Regions from separate parts of the Homo sapiens genome. Here region 1 is linked to region 2. A link is a loop called in an ENCODE intact Hi-C map of the cell type or tissue named here. Cell type or tissue: PC-9. All regions are shown on one strand.

Region 1 (8,000 bases), 410 kb before region 2:
ATTATAGTTCAAAAATATAATTACACTAAAACACTTTTGTCAAGTGCTCTGAAGTATTCATAATGTTTGGGTTGGACCCTGTTGTAGAGACGTATATTGAACCTGAACTGTCAACTATCATATGATCATTAACAGCAGGATATATATATTTTTAGTAAGCTTGCCTAATTAATGACATTAAAAGGCTCTTCTGTCATCTTTGGAACCACATTTGGGGAATTTTAATTAAAAATTAAATTATTATCAAGCAAATTTATTTTTATCCCATATATTTCTAGCACTTTGAGACCTGTTTTTCAAAACTACAATTCCCTTTAGTGACTTTTTTCCCCAAAGAAATTCAAATTAAGCAAAGTGTGATTTACTTTTAACTGAAAGCTTAAGAAATGAACACTCTAAGCTCCTACATCAGATTTAGTGCCCCATTGGCCAGCAGCTGCCTGTCAAGCACCATAAAAGCCCTTTCCCTGTGATTCTGCCATGCAGAACAATGGCTTAAGGACCATGCATCTTAACAGTGCCTGCCACTCAGAATGAAACTTTAAAGCTTTGTTCACAGATGCAGGGATCTACTATTTTGACTAAATATTAAACCTTTTTCTTTCTATCAGAACTTTAATAATAGAAGACTTTCATAAAGCTTTTTAAAAAATGATTTATATATTGAATTACAATTGTTTCATTCCACCAATAAAAAATCATTTCATTATAAAACACTACAACTATTTTTATGATGAAGTTTATATCATAATGTAGATGATATTTTCTTATGATCCAAAGTGGACTCAAGCCATTTCAAAAGAACATCTAAATAACAGTATTTATAAAAACTGGCATAACAGTTAACCCAAAAATGTAGGAGGAACCCAGAGAAAATCTTAGCTCAAAATAACCTAAAACCAGCCTTCAGAAGCTGTTGGTGTATGTCCAAAAGGAAGAAGTCACTGAAAGACTTTACTGATATTAATTACACTCATAAAGGAACCTAAAACTAGTATTTATACTTCACAATTTTTAAAAATCCTCTAATTTCCAGATATCTGTTGACTCTCTCTATACACTTTTAAACTTAAGAAAGTATGATTTTCGGGGAAAAGTGATTCTTCTTTGAAGTAAGATTTAACTTGGTGAGCAGAGACGCACCAATCTTCTGATTTGGATTTTTATAATTTTTCTGAAAGTGATTACTTTCCCAAGTACTTCCAAACATCCTTTCATTTTTTTCCCCCCAGACCTGCTTCCTGCTTCTTTTCTGTCTAATCACATTGTATTAATTTATTTTCCTGCTAGTAATATATAAGCTTATTCATGTCTGTCATTCCATCCAACATTAAGTAATCTAATTTTTATTCATCTATGCCTTAATTCTTTTATTTATGATTTTGGTCAATCTGGTAAGTGAAAAATAATGCCTAATTGTTTCTTTAATGTGCAATTCCCTGATTACTGGTAAATTTGAGCATCTGCCAGTTTCCTTTTTAAAGAAAATTGACAAATAAGATTATATATATTTATGGTGAACAACATGTTTTGAAATATGTATATTGTGGAATGGCTAAACCAAGCTAATTAACATATGTATTACCTCACATAACCCATCCAACCACTATCTTCTCTTTTCCCAAATCTTTTCTTTGCAGTAAAAGGCACCAAATCACCCTAGTTGCCCAGGCCTAAAAGGCAGGGTGTCATTTTTGATTTCCTTCAAGAAACTTCCAGATTGGAGTGCAGTGGCACGATCCTGGCTCACTGCAACCTCTGCCTCCCGGGTTCAAGAGATTCTCCTGCCTCAGCCTCCCCAGTAGCTGAGATTACAGGTGAGCACTAAAATGTCTGGCTAATCTTTGTATTTTTAGTAGACATGGGGTTTCACCATCTTGGCCAGGCTGGTCTCGAACTCCTGGCCTCAACTGAACTGCCCGCCTTGGCCTCCCGAAGTGCTGGGATTACAGACTCAAGCCACCTTGCCCGGCACCAAACTTAATCTTGAGCAAGACGAGTTTGCAATCAAGCACATCAAAGCAATCAACTAGACTTGTCAATTATATCCCGAATACATCCTCATCCTCTTCTCACTTCAATCACTTAAGTAACTTTTGAACTTTCTCCAATTTATTATCCAGATTTCTGAGACACCAATCTGAATCTCTCTCTCCTAGCTTATGTCTCTAGCCTGTTCTTCACTCATTGATTCCCCAGTTACAATCAAGTCATACTGGATTTCTTTTGATTCTTCTGTTCTCTACCAAGCCTGGCGCTTTGCATATCTAAGCCATAATATGCATGTTATTCTTCGTATCACTGCTTGTGTTTTGCTTCCTCTACAAAGGTTTTCCTAGACTCTGAATCCTTAAGATTGTGCTGTTGTCCCGAAATGTGTTCCTACAGCACCCTGGTCTGCCTTCATTGTATTTGTCACACTAAATTGCATCTACTTATTCAATTGTCTCCTCTACTAGAGAATTATCTCTGTGAGTATCTGGACTGTATCTTTTCATTATTTTACTTTGCGGTCCCACAATTAGCATATAGTAGTTGCAAAATAAATATATTAAGAAAAGGTGCATGCAAAAATGAATAAATGCTCATATAAATATATTTACATTTTTTTTTTTAGAGTTGGGTTCTCACTGTGCTGCCACGCTGGAGTGCACTGGCACAGTCATAGCTCACTGCAGCTCCCAACTCCTGGGCTCAAGCAATCCTCCCACTTCAACTTCCCCCAAGTAGTAGGTACTACAGGTATGCACCACTATGCTTGGCTAATTTTTAAGAATTTTTTACAGAGATAGGGTCTTGCTAGGTTGCCCAGGCTGGTCTCAAACTCCTGGCATCAAACGATTCTCCTGCTTTGGCCTCCCAAAGTGCTGGGATTACAAGCCGAAAAACTGCGCCTGGCCTTGAATTTAATAGTTATGTGCATTCTGATTTAAAGAAAGCCCAAGAATAAGACTGGGAATTAGAGAGCAGTAGGCCTTTGCTGCCTCCATATTACTTGTCTCAGGAGATCCTTGCATTGTACCAACCTGCAGAAACTGGTAATGGAGGACAGTCAGAGAAGAGGTGATAATGGCAGGGGACAAGACAGGGGTGGGTTGGGAGGACAGGGCTTGCTCCCTCCCTCTCCCAAATAAACTCGATCTCTGCCTGTAACCCAAGCCTTTCCTTGTGCTTGGCCAGGAAGGATGACTCCTTGCCATTAGCAAAGTTGGGTGACAGAACATAAGAGACAGAGAATAAATACTTATATCTGATCATTATAAACAAAAGACGTAGTAATGAAGCTATAACAGCTAAAACACAATTTAAACCAATATTTTAATCAGTAGCTCAGAAACCAATCTCCACCAACACAGCATCAAAGAAACCTGGGTTCATAATGACAAGACAGACACTTACCCCCTGGTTTCTTCTTCATGACCCCTCCCCTTCTGGATTTTAATCCACTGTTCCAACTGCTGCATTGAATTTGTTCTCTGTATGACTCGATCGGCCTCTGTGTATAAGGGCCCTGTATTGGGGCGATTTCCACCTCTAAGATCTGCCAGGCTAACATTGACTATTTTGTTCTCTGAACTGCTCAAGTTGATTGGTCTGTAGTGCACAGTCTGAGCAGGGCATGCTGACCCACTCTCATATTCAGATGGCAGAGAATTCAGCTTTACACTATTAATTTTTGTTAAGGGTCTATCTTGACCATCCTTCTGAAATCCATATTTTTCAGCTTCTAATGCCTTTTTTTCTTCAATTTTGCTCATTTCCTTGTTTTTTTGATTGTTTTGGATCTCTGGTTTAATTAGCACTCTATGGTTGGGAATGTTATTGGTTTCTTTAGTTGGTGCATTTTCAGATGTAATCTTGTCCACTCTGAAATCAGAGAAGAAAATCATAGTAAATCAGATGAAATAATGTACATATTACTTCTGGGATTCAATCTAGGAAAAATTATACTTTACGGGGGTGGGGGCCAGGGGACTGGAAAGGGTCACAGTGGACAAGTCTACACAAATACCCAATGCTGTGATATTAACATTCAAGCACAACACCAGAATGTATAAACAGAAAGGGGGAAAAAGAAAACATAAAGAACTAGAGCGTAAAAAGTGATGTGTGCTCCCACCATTAGGAATCTGAAAATAAAGCAAATTAAGATTGCCTTATGACAGTTAAACCACAAAGTCTACACTTAAAGGACCACAGTAGATAGTCCCTTGAAAGGAGCCACATGGCTCCCAGCCAAGGTTAGCTGCTTGTTGACTCATGAGACAAACATGAGTCTGGTTGTGGAAATGGCTGCAACAGGAAATCATAGTCTGATGCTATCAAAGATCTGAACCATATAATTAACTCCTTTTGTTTGTATTCAAGAGGAACTCAGTATGATTTTAGAGCTCTTGGAGTCTGACTGCACATGTCCAGCTTGCAACTCTGTTCTTACTAGCTGAGTCTTCAGGCAAAGTACAGAACACTTAAAGTGCCTATGCTTCCTCTTTGGTAAATGGGTATGATTGTGCCACCAAGATCAGAGGGTTCTTGTGAGAATCAGATGAGTTAATGAGTGGCTGGCACAGACCTTATTTTACCATTATAATTCCAACACATCAAGCAATCTTGGGTTAGAATCTGGCATCCCATGTCCACCTGGCCACTGAAAGAATGAGCTCGTTAACAGCATGTGTCTAGGTCACTCGACAGTTGTACTTGCTCACTATTCTAGTTGCCATATCTAGGTCTTTCCCTGAGCCTAATCACTTCCAGACTCTGAAAAGATCAAGCTGAGTGTGTGAACCTGCACGAAACTGCCAAGATCATGCCACTCTAGGAGGCCTCTCAGGAGCCAGCCAACCCTCCATATTCCAATAAATAAAAATGCTTCTATCAGAAACTAGGTGTGGTAATGCTGCCAATGTTTATGACGTGTGGAAAGGATGTAGATCTATATACATATATCTGTAATCAACTATAGATGAAGATATCTAGAAGCTTTGGAATATGGTCACCAAGGAAAAAAAATTAAAAAAAAAAGGTGACTATTTTTCTTGGAGTAAAGTTATGAACCATCCATATATTTAGGTTAAATATAAACCATGGCTTCTAGATTGGAGGCAACATTAGACATTGGGAAAATTTACTAAGATAGACTATGTGCTTCTTTCTCTTGAAAAATAAAAGTTGGCCAGGTGTGGCCACTGATGCCTGTAATCCCAGCACTTTGGGAGGCCAGGGTGGGTGGATCACCTAAGATCAGGTGTTTGAGACCAGCCGGGCCAAAATGGTGAGACCCCGTCTCTACGAAAAATAAAAAAAAAATTAGCTGGCTTGGTGGAGGACATCTGTAATCCCACCTACTCGGGAGGCTGAGGCAGGAGAATTGCTTGAACCTGAGAGGCAGAGTTTGGAGTGAGCTGAGATCGTGCCACTGCACTCCAGCCTGGGCGACAGAGCGAGACTCCATCTCAAAACAAGAACAACAAAGAAGGCATAGAACATTTACACTAAAAGCATATGTATCCCTTGCTATTTGGGAGGGTAGGAATTTTAACATTAAACATAAAATAACTGAAAAGATTTTTAAAACATATTTACTGTAGTCTATCTAAAGCTATTATTATTACTGTCATCATGATTATTATCATTATTATTTGAGATAAGGTCTCTTGCCGTATAACCCAGGGGGGAGTGCAGTGACGTGATCTTGGCTCTCTGCAACCTCAACTTTCTGGGCTCAAGTGATCCTTCCCTCTCAGCCTCCCGAGCAGCCGGGACTATAGGTACACGCCACCACACCTAGCTAATTTTTAAATTTTTTTAGAGACGGGGTCTCACTGGTCACCTAGGTTGGTCTTGAACTCCTGGGCTCAAGCAATCCTCCCACCTTGGCCTCCTACATTATTGGGGTTACAAGCGTGAGCCACCGTGCTCAGCCTAAAGCTATTATTTTAAATTAAAACTGTGGTGGGTTTTTTTTCTTTTTCCCCAAGATTTATCATTGAAAAAGTAGTCAAAAAGACACATATGATGACTTTTCTCTAAATGGAACAAAGCTGACTCAGAAAAGTATGCTAAGGTACCATAAATAATATAAAACTTGTGATCTAATTTTAAAAAGTGACATTTAAGTTATTGCAGAAAATACACTGAGATATATAAAATGAAAATAATGGGCTTAGAGATGAAAATTATTCAGAGAATCCATATTATACTTAGATTTTTTTTTCTTTGGGCCATCAATGATCTGCACACTAGGAGACTATGACATTATCGTGAACAGGTGAAATACTTTATAAAGTTAGGGAGAATGAACTCTCAAGTTAAAAACTGGATGTTGTATTACAGTGATAAGCTCTGATAAATATTTTAAGTATTTGAGCCATACAGCAAAATGAGTGCATTAGCTTAAAACCAAGCAAACAAAATCTCTCTATACTTACTTTCACTTTGAATGACTAAATCTAATAGAGTGGGATAAAAATGCCAACAACTAGGAGTAGAAGAAAACACATAATTTCTACAGGATAACGGACTCTAAGCTGGGCACGCAGGTGGTATTAATAAATCTTGTCTGAGTAGATTACACTAACAAAGACGGCTGAAAACTGTATAAGCACCTAACTAGTGAACTATCAGGTTGCCAAAAGCCAAGCCAAATAATTGCCATCTTTATCATCCCAAATTACGAGTAATTATCAGTTTTTAGAGTGGTAAATTTAATAAAATAAAGTAGAAACATGCTGAAATTCTGAGAAAAGTATAATATACAATATTGAAATTATTTGGACATAAATATTTTAATTATTATACAGATTTCTGTATTCTAAACAATTTCCTAAAAATTTTGCTTTGAAGTTAAAAGTATTGAAGTTTTATTTTTATTTTTTTTTGACAGGGTCTCACTCCGTTGTCTAGGCTGGAGTGCAGTGGCACAGTCACAGCTCACAGCAGCCTCAACCTCCTGATTCAAGTGATCCTCATGCTTCAGCCTCCTGAGTAGCAGGGACTACAAGAGTGTGGTACTACGCCCAGCTAATTTTTGTATTTTTGGTACAGATGGTGTTTCATCATGTTGCCCAGGCTGATCTCAAAATCCTGGGCTCAAGTGATCCCTCAACCTCCCAAAGTGCTAGAATTACAGGTGTGAGCCACCATGCTCAGCCTGAAGATTTTAAATGAATTCTCTTCACCTACACATTTTCTCTCGTTATCAGTGCTAACCACCTCATCTTTATGCTACTCAGGTAATTTTTACACATGCAATTCCAAAAACAGATTTTCCTTCTATCTGCTCTCATCCTGCAATATGCATGTGGCAAAAGTGGTTTTTCTTAAAAATAGATGTCCTAGAGCTATATCCTAGACCCTCTTTTCTTTTCAGTTTTTCCCCAGCTCTAATTACTAGTGATTGGGTAACTTGATTTAGACTTGATATTTACAAAAATAGCACAAATACACAGCATCAACCTAAGTCTTTTAGCCAAAAAGCCAAGACTTTATTAAAATGCACACTAGAATAAGAAAAACAAAGGACTAGATGTATACTGTAACAATCCCTAATTTCCTGAGAAGAGGGAAAAAAAAGAAGAGGGAAAAAAGATGCACATTAGCATCTTTCTTACATAAGATATGTGCTCAGCTGTCACTGACTGGAAGAAAAATTAACTTGCATCATAATTTTTTCTTCGAATTACAGGAATATATATTTTTTAAAAAGCACATTATACTACTTGTATTTATGTAGTCTGAGAATCAGATTTCCTCTAACTAGCTATACTGAAGAATATTAAAATGATTCGTATCTTCAAGCAGGGAAAAATACATGGGTCAATTTTAACAGCACTTATCTATATTATCAAGGAATCTGAGTAGTGGAGTTTCAATATAAAAAAGGTACAATTCACCAAGAAGTGGATTTGGAAACAATCTAAATGCTTGACGAACTATTTTCTGGAGACATTCATTACAAAAACAATAAAAATTAATCAGAAATGTTGAAAAAATGAAAC
Region 2 (8,000 bases):
AATCTCTATAGACTGAATTTGATGATTTTCCATTGGAAACTTTATTGTGATTGGCTTGGAGTGCATTAGCAACATAAATGTAAGGAGCTACAATGCATTTGACTGTACTGGACATTTTATCACTCACACCCTCCTACCTACCTGCCTCACTATGACCCAAAAATTCAGCCGCCAGGCTGGCGGGACTTGGGAAGCCACCTGTGATCACGAATGGAAGCAGTCTATGTTCCTGCAGTACAATCAGCAGGCAACTACTTATTATGGTTGTTGTTATTATTATTATTTTTGAACAGAACAAGAAAGAAGGAGGAGATGAGGAGGAGAATGGGAATAGGGTGGAGATGGCAGATGTCACAGGGGAGAACGAAGAGAAGGAAAATACCAGATGGAGGGGAGAAACATTTAAAAAAGAGAACTGAGAGAAAGAAAGAATGAGAGAGAAATTTACAGGAAAGAAGCAGGTTTGAGTAGAACCAGAGACAGAATCAATATAACATTTTTCCTTGTCCTGGTATGACCCAGCTAATTCCCGATGGATGCCAACTTGTTCATTTATGGGATGCTGCAGGAGGGCAAGCAACAAGATATCCGAGGTCACTCTCAGTCACTCTTCAGTAACCCTCTAACCTCTAAGAACCCGAAGGCAGCTGTGTCCACTGTGGAGCAAACCCTGGGGGAGGAGGAAAACTGTCTCAGTGTGTTGGTGACTCATTCTGGTGCTGATTTGGCCTTATGAAAGTAATTTAGCTCCACTGGGCTGAACCTAGTCATAATTAATAACAGGATACCTGGTTATACAGTGGGTCCAGTATTACCAACAAAGTGTTGCCTGAGGCAGAGGCAGAGAAGAAACAGAGAAGAAAACAAAAGGAAAGCAAGAGCAGACGATGGCTTCCAGTATTCTTCAGGCTGTAGAGACCCTGTGAAGGTTTCTGGATACATATGTATACAATTGAGGTTTAAAGGAACTAACATTTCAGGGTCTATTACGTATCAAACAGAGTGCTGGATGCCTTTTCCATGTAACTCATGTAATCCACCCAGCAGTCTTGTGTAGTAGCTGTTATTATCCCCCTTTTACTGAGGTTAGGAAAATAGCTTGCTTGGTATAAGCAGGTTTAAACTCAGGTCTATATAACTTGAATCCTAGCACATGTTTTTAACTTCAAAATAATCATACAGTCTAGGTGACACTTAAAGAGATGTAGTTTGCTTATGTATTTAAAAGCAAGTAGCCATTACCTTCTACCAGAGCCTCCTTCTCTCTTTTCTGGTTCTCACTTTGTCTTAAAATCCTAATGTATTAATTTGTGCTTCAGCCTTACAATATACTAAATGATTTTGTAGTGGGAAGAAAATGGAAGGAAATGGATTTTGAAGGCAGAGAAATCTGGCCTCAAATTTGATTTTCACAGTTCATTAGCCATATGATCTTAGGAACCTGTACAATGGGATTAATAATATTAGTTTAGTTTTTTTTTTTTTTTTTTTTTTTGAGGATGAAATGAGTTACGGGAACATACCTAAACTAACATAATGTTTTTCACTTAGGGGTCACTGAATTGTTGGTTTCCCTCCTGTCTTTCAAAATTTAGATAGAATTCACTGGTTTCAGAATTTCCTAAACTATGCTCTGCAGAAAATTAGGTGTTCTGAGAGAGGTAATTAACATTCTTCATAAAAACGTTTTTCACGGTCAGTATGTTGGTGTGGAGTGAATGCTTCTAAAGAAATGCTTCTCTTAAGAAATGCTTCTAACTCTTGCTTTTACCCACTCTCCCTTCCCCCAGAGGATCCCAACCATACAGAGCTCATAGGTCAATTCCAAATGCATTAAGGAACTAAATGTGAACATAAAAATGGAAACCATTTAGAAGAAATATGGAAAAATGTTATATGTAATTTTTTCATAGTGAGTATCTCTTTAAAAAAGACAAAAACTCAAAACATAAAGGAAGAAATTTTGACTATGTTAAAACGTAAAACTTTCCTAAGACAAAGACACAATGTAAGAAGGTATTTCAATGTATTTAACTAACAAAGGATTAGTATCTGAATATATAAGCATTCTCACAAACCAGCAGAAAAAGGCAAACAATGCAATAGAAAAAAAGCAAAGGGTGTGAATTGACAATTCACAAAAGGGAAAGTTGTGTGGCCAAGAACATCTAGAAAAAAAAGCTCAATTTCACTAGTAATTGAGGAAATGCAAACTAATATAAAAATGAGATATGTTACACTGATTAAATTCACAAAAATTCACATTTTAATTGCTAGTTATAATTTCTTCAACATTATACTGTAATTTTTAATCAGCACGGTAACACACCTAAACACACAAAGGAATGAAGTGAAGAGCATAAGGATTGGGCAGCAAGACACAAAACTGTCATCATTTGTACACAGTGGTGGCATATTTACCATACAATTTCAAGAGAAAATAAGTCAGACTCTTCCAAATGGATTAAGGAACTAAATACTAAATGTTACGAGATATTAAATGATTTTGTAGTGGGAAGAAAATGGATTTTGAAGGCAGAGAAATCTGGCCTCAAATTTGATTTTCACAGTTCATTAGCCATATGATCTTAGGAACCTGTACAATAGGGTTAACTATGTTAGTTTAGTTTCTTTAAATGAACAAAATAAAACTATGAAACAAAATAAGACCGTTAGAACTAACACAATAATTTAGCAAGTCAATTAAATTTAAAATTAAGATAAAAAATTTAATTTTAATAAACCATACCAACAGCTATGACAGAAGAAACTGTTCACTAAATATTTTTGATTTTGTATTAGTACAGGGTAGGATTTCACTTTCTTGTCTCCTTGAAGTTAGGTTTGATCATGTGACTTGCTGTGAACAATGAAGTGTAAACAGAAGTGATGCCTGTCTCTTCCAGGTAGAAGCTGTAAGAGACAGCACAAGATTTGCTGCTCTTTTCCTTTGTTTCTTGGAACAAGGAATGGCAGTCATCTTCCACGTGGCAAATTGATAGAGCACCATTATCCGGAAGACTGCCATATCTTCCAGATATTGGTTGCTCTATAGACAATTTGGGTCCTGGGGTGAGGACAAAAGAGAATAGTGCCCTACCTAATACATGATAGACATACAGCATAAACAAGAAGTAAACTTCATTTTCAGTCATTGAAATTTTAGGGTTATTTGTTAATGTAGCATCCCCTAGCCTATCCTAACTGATATGACCAATGAACATCTATTAGTCATTTACCATGTGCCAAGCTGTTCTGAGTCCTCTCTCTCTTTCTCTGTCTCTCTTTCTCTTTCTCCTTCTTTAATGTAATCACCACCAGAATTTTCTGAAGTAGGTATTTTTATGACCCTCGATTTGACAGATGAGTGAATTATCCCCTAGAGATACTGAGAGATTAAAATAACTTGCTTTAGGTGACACACCTTGTAAATGGCAAAGGCAAGATTTGAACTCGAGTCTTTTGGTTTCAATACCTGAACTTGTTCTGTTAATCACTTGGTATGCTGTCTTCCTCAGAAAATGTACTATAAAATTTTTACATATCATTTGTAATAGGAGACAAAACTATATGATATGTAGAAAAACACTTATAAAACATTACTGAGACTTTTACATAGAAAATTTTAAAACTTCATTAAAAGAAGGCTTAACTGATTGAAAAGATGTAATATGACTGTGATATCGTAATTTGTGGTTGGGAAAACTCAAATTCATAATGATGGAAACATATCCAAATTAATTTATAAATTTAGTGTACTTTCAATAAAGATATCATCAATTTCTTTTGAATAGAATTTGACAGACAAATTCTCACATATATATGGAAATATAAATGACCGAGAAAAGTCAACACAATCTTGAAGAATAAAAATAATGGTAGATTTGTCTGACTAGGTATTATAACTTTTGTAAATCCTATGAGTAAAAACTGAGGGTTGACACAGAAATAGACAAACCAATGGAAAAGAAAAAGGAATTTAGAGCCCAATCTATTTATATAGTGAGGGTGGCAATAAAATTTTGGTGGGAGCAGGATGGATTATTAAGTAAATGACATTGTGACAATTTGTTATTGATATTGAAAAATTCTATATCTGTACATTTATACATATTGAATTCTGGATAAACTAAGGGCTTAAAAAGTAAAATAATACAAATTTAGAAGAAAACAGGGAAAATAATAGGTGAATTACATCAGGTAAGGGTTTTTTATGTATGATGCAAAGGCACAAACTATTAAGGAGAATATTAACAAATTTGACTACATACTAGCTTCTATAAGATACCATGAAAAATATGAAAAAAGAAGATAAAAACTACAAGAAACTTGTAATACTATAGCCATCAAAGGATTAGTATCCAGAATATATAAAGAGCTTCTACAAATTGATGATAAAAAGAAAAACAATGCAATGGAAAAATAGGTAAAGGTAATGATAGGTAATTAGTAGAAGAAGAAAACTGAATGCCAATAAAAATTTGAAAAGATTCTCAATATTGCTAGTATTCTGGGAAATATAAATTAAAACATTCAGACATACCATATGATACTTATCTAATATGTAAAACTTAATAATTCTGATGACACCTACTGGAGAGATTGTGAATTTTCAGTGGGGCTGTAAATGTGAAGATGGTCATCTGCCATAAACGCAGCAATTACACTTTTAGGGAGAAACCTGTACGTTTATAAGAAAACGCATACATAGTAGTTCTTCAACATCATGTTGCAGAGCTGTGTAAAGAAAGTAGACCTTCAGATATCAACACAGGTAAAGCACAAAAACACATTTTTAACAGGAAGAAAGGAGGTTAAAAAGATACAAATATTTATATGCATATTATGTATGTAAAATTTAAAAATATATGAAACAGTAGTACATTTTCTTTGTGGAGGTAAATGTCTCAAAACTTATATGGAAAGATATAGAAAAACTTCAGGAAAGTGGTTGTTTAGAGAGGAAGACAAAAGGAAAGAAGGGAGGAAGGGCTTTAATTTTAACTGTAACATTTTGTATCCTCAAAAGAGAGAAAGCTAAAACACATTATGGAAAATGTTAACATCTGTTTAATGTTAGTGGTATGTAGTAGGTAACTGTTATAGCATTTTCTGTACTTTTAATGTTTGAAGTATTTTATGATTAAAATTTAAGTCTAAAAAATCCCTAGATGGTACCTTTTCATGTATATACTGCAGTATGGTTAGTCTCAGATCTTATACCTAGGCCTTAAAGTTTGTTTTTTAATTTTTCATAAATGAGATTGACATTTTCTTTTAATTTATGCTTTTAAGCAGGTAGCCTTATTTTAGGATCTTCAGCAATAGTCATGTATGTTTTTAAAACATTTTATTTATTTGTATTTATTTATTTATTTATTTATTTATTTATTTATTTATTTATTTAGAGAGAGATAGGAGGTCTTACTATCTTACTATGTTGCCCAGGGTAGTGTCAAACTCCTGGGTTCAAGTGATCCTCCTCAGTAGCTGGGACTGCAAGTGTACACCACCGAGGCGAACTTGTTCTGAAAACTTTTTAAAGTCTACAGGCTTATTTCAGAGATGTCAGCTTTACTGTCACACAGTATCCTAGAAGTAGACATTACAATGTTCTAGGAAGAAAATAAGACTCCAGATTGCCCAAAGTCATCGGCCAAAAAGTAACAAGGCTATTAAATTTGTATGTAAGATTTCAGTCTCTAAATCAACGGCTTGCTTCATGCTTTTCTGCCTCCAATTGTTTTTGTTTTGTTTTGTTTTGGTGCACAATGGGGTTCATATTAGGGAAAAAGTGATCTAGAAAGACAGCTATTTAGCCACGGCCTTAATTATCTCCTTCCTTTCTAGAGTGCAAATTTGCCTCTAATGGATGGAAATGCTAATGATTTTAAACCTTACTACAAAAAAAACAGTCTAAAAATTTTTAAAGAAATACTTTAGCAAGCTTTATATATTCTATTGGGAATAAGACGTCCTTTAGGCAACAATTATCTACAAAAGAAAGGAAGTCATGAGAAAGGTGGGGGTGAAATGAACAAGGGAATGGGATGGTGGTAGGGTTTTTTGTAGGTGACTACATATTTGGTAGAAAAAGGTCAAGAGCAGAACTCATTCACTTCACTTCAGGGAGGAAGAGGAAAGCAGGATATTAGAGTGGAAAAAAGAGAAAAAAGAGCTGAATATGATTCTGGGATGATAAAGTACTCCTGAAAACTGCCTCACGGGCTACTCAGGGGCACTAAGGCTCACCTGCATTCGCCATAATCCATCCTTTCTGGTCATGCAGGGTTTTCAAGGAGGGAGCCTGACTTTTAGGAATGAGGTTAGTAATCCAATCTGTTGCAGTCTAGGCAATGACTGTATGTAAAACTGGCAACTGGCACTATTAAAAGTGGAACCAGACAGCATATTAGAAGAGGAAAGAGGAAAACGTGGACATGTGGGAGCTGCAGGAGGAGAGAGTTACTGAAGTGTGTGACATGTAGGTCTTCTGTCTGCCAAGTGGAGTTCATTAAGTGGCAAGAGTCTATCACTTTCAGCTCACAAATAGCTCACAAACAGAAAGATGGCAATGACAGTGCAGTTGTCACTGTTAGAAATGACAAGTCTTTGCAACACTATTCCTCCAATTTTAAAAAAGTATCAAATCAGACATTGAGATAAATATAATTAAAATATGTGATATGAAAACTTTCTATATAAATTCCATTTTAAAATATCAGACATAGAGACATTTTAAGTAGGTTCTAGATGGAATTTATGTATGAAAACTAGGAAATGAGCTTAGTGGAGATATTTTTCATAAATGTTTATATATGAGTAAGTTTTAAATACAAATAGATTTTTAAATACTATGCTCTAAGAGATGTAAACTTTAAGAAGAGTAAGGGAATAATAAAAATAAATATTCATGGAGAAATCTCTGATCCCATTTATTTAGCAAAGTAGCCGTCCTTCTCTATGAGAGATGTATTGAGTAATTCAATTAGCTTTTCATTTACAAATTCGTATCCTAAACTCATATTTATTGAGCGCCAAATTGTGTTTCTGTTTAGGAGAGGTAAGACTTTACCTACTTACGGTCTCCAGCTGGGCTTGAGAATTAAATTGATATCAGACAGATTAACAGGAGAAACGCACACAAATTTCTACATGTGCATGGGAGCCCCCATAGGAAAATGAAGGTCCAAAGAATTGGCAAGACCTAAGTGCTTATAGAGTAGGTTGAACAAAGTGTGACAATTGTGCAAAAGTAACTAAAATGTATGGGAAGGCTAAAGGAAGATGAGTGATTTTAACAAGGTTTCCTTGTCCAGATTTTTCTGTTTCCACTCTCCATTTCTGGTGACAAGAATATTTATTCTCTCCTGGCACAGGGAGGTCAGAGTGTCCCTTTTGTATCTGTTGTTTTCCAAGTGCCTTTAGCTAGAAAAAAATCCTTCTGCCACTCTTCAGCAGGCATTGTTCTAGTGTTTGGGACTTATTTGTATATCAAAGACACAAAAATCCCTGCTTGTGTGTCTTACATTCTAGGAAGAGAAGAAATAAACATAATAAGTTAATTCTATAATACTTTAGAAAGTAATAAGTGCTGTAAAAATCAAGAAGAAGACACCTGTGTGCATGTGTGTGTATGTTGGGCGTGAGGGGTGGGCTAAGAGGGTAGCATTTTGTCGTACAGATCGCCTTCTGAGGAGAGGATATTTGAGCAAAGACTTGAAGGAGGGGAAAGACCGTTTCAGGCAGTGAGAATAGCCAGTGCAAAGCCCTCGGGTGGGAGCATGCCTGGTGTATGTAAGGAAGCTTGGAGACCAACATAAGAGTATAGTGAGCAAGATTGAGAGTGTACGAGATGAAATCAGGGAGGTCACAGGGGCAAGAGCACACAAAACCTACAGGGTATTGTCAGGGTTTGCCTTCAGGAGCCATGGGGGCATTTTGAGCAAAGTGAAGTGATCTGACTTAGATTTGAAAGGGATCACTCTGCCAAGAACATG

What was found. Peaks named below come from ENCODE experiments on the same cell type or tissue, not always from the same donor. Only the 100,000 strongest peaks of a DNase experiment are listed, where the experiment ranks them.
Region 1: a loop joins it to region 2, with 5 times the contacts of the local background. A loop is called at or near these places in 19 of 110 quality-filtered maps.

What each region holds. Positions count from the first base shown.
Region 1 is chr12:19,270,383-19,278,382 of GRCh38, reverse strand. It overlaps PLEKHA5 (pleckstrin homology domain containing A5), which reads right to left. Exons shown (of 32, transcript NM_001256470.2): 11 at 3,400-3,867. It overlaps LOC124902892 (a long non-coding RNA gene), which reads left to right. Exons shown (of 3, transcript XR_007063235.1): 2 at 1,641-1,817; 3 at 2,618-2,699. Among named protein-coding and RNA genes, the nearest start is that of PLEKHA5, 140 kb to the right of the region's middle. In PC-9, no CTCF peak of the experiment used is centred here; a DNase peak (open chromatin) is centred at 4,312; H3K27ac peaks cover 1,029 bases.
Region 2 is chr12:18,858,064-18,866,063 of GRCh38, reverse strand. No RefSeq gene overlaps it. Among named protein-coding and RNA genes, the nearest start is that of CAPZA3, 120 kb to the right of the region's middle. In PC-9, CTCF peaks have their summits at 4,401 and 4,604 (motif pointing left); no DNase peak of the experiment used is centred here.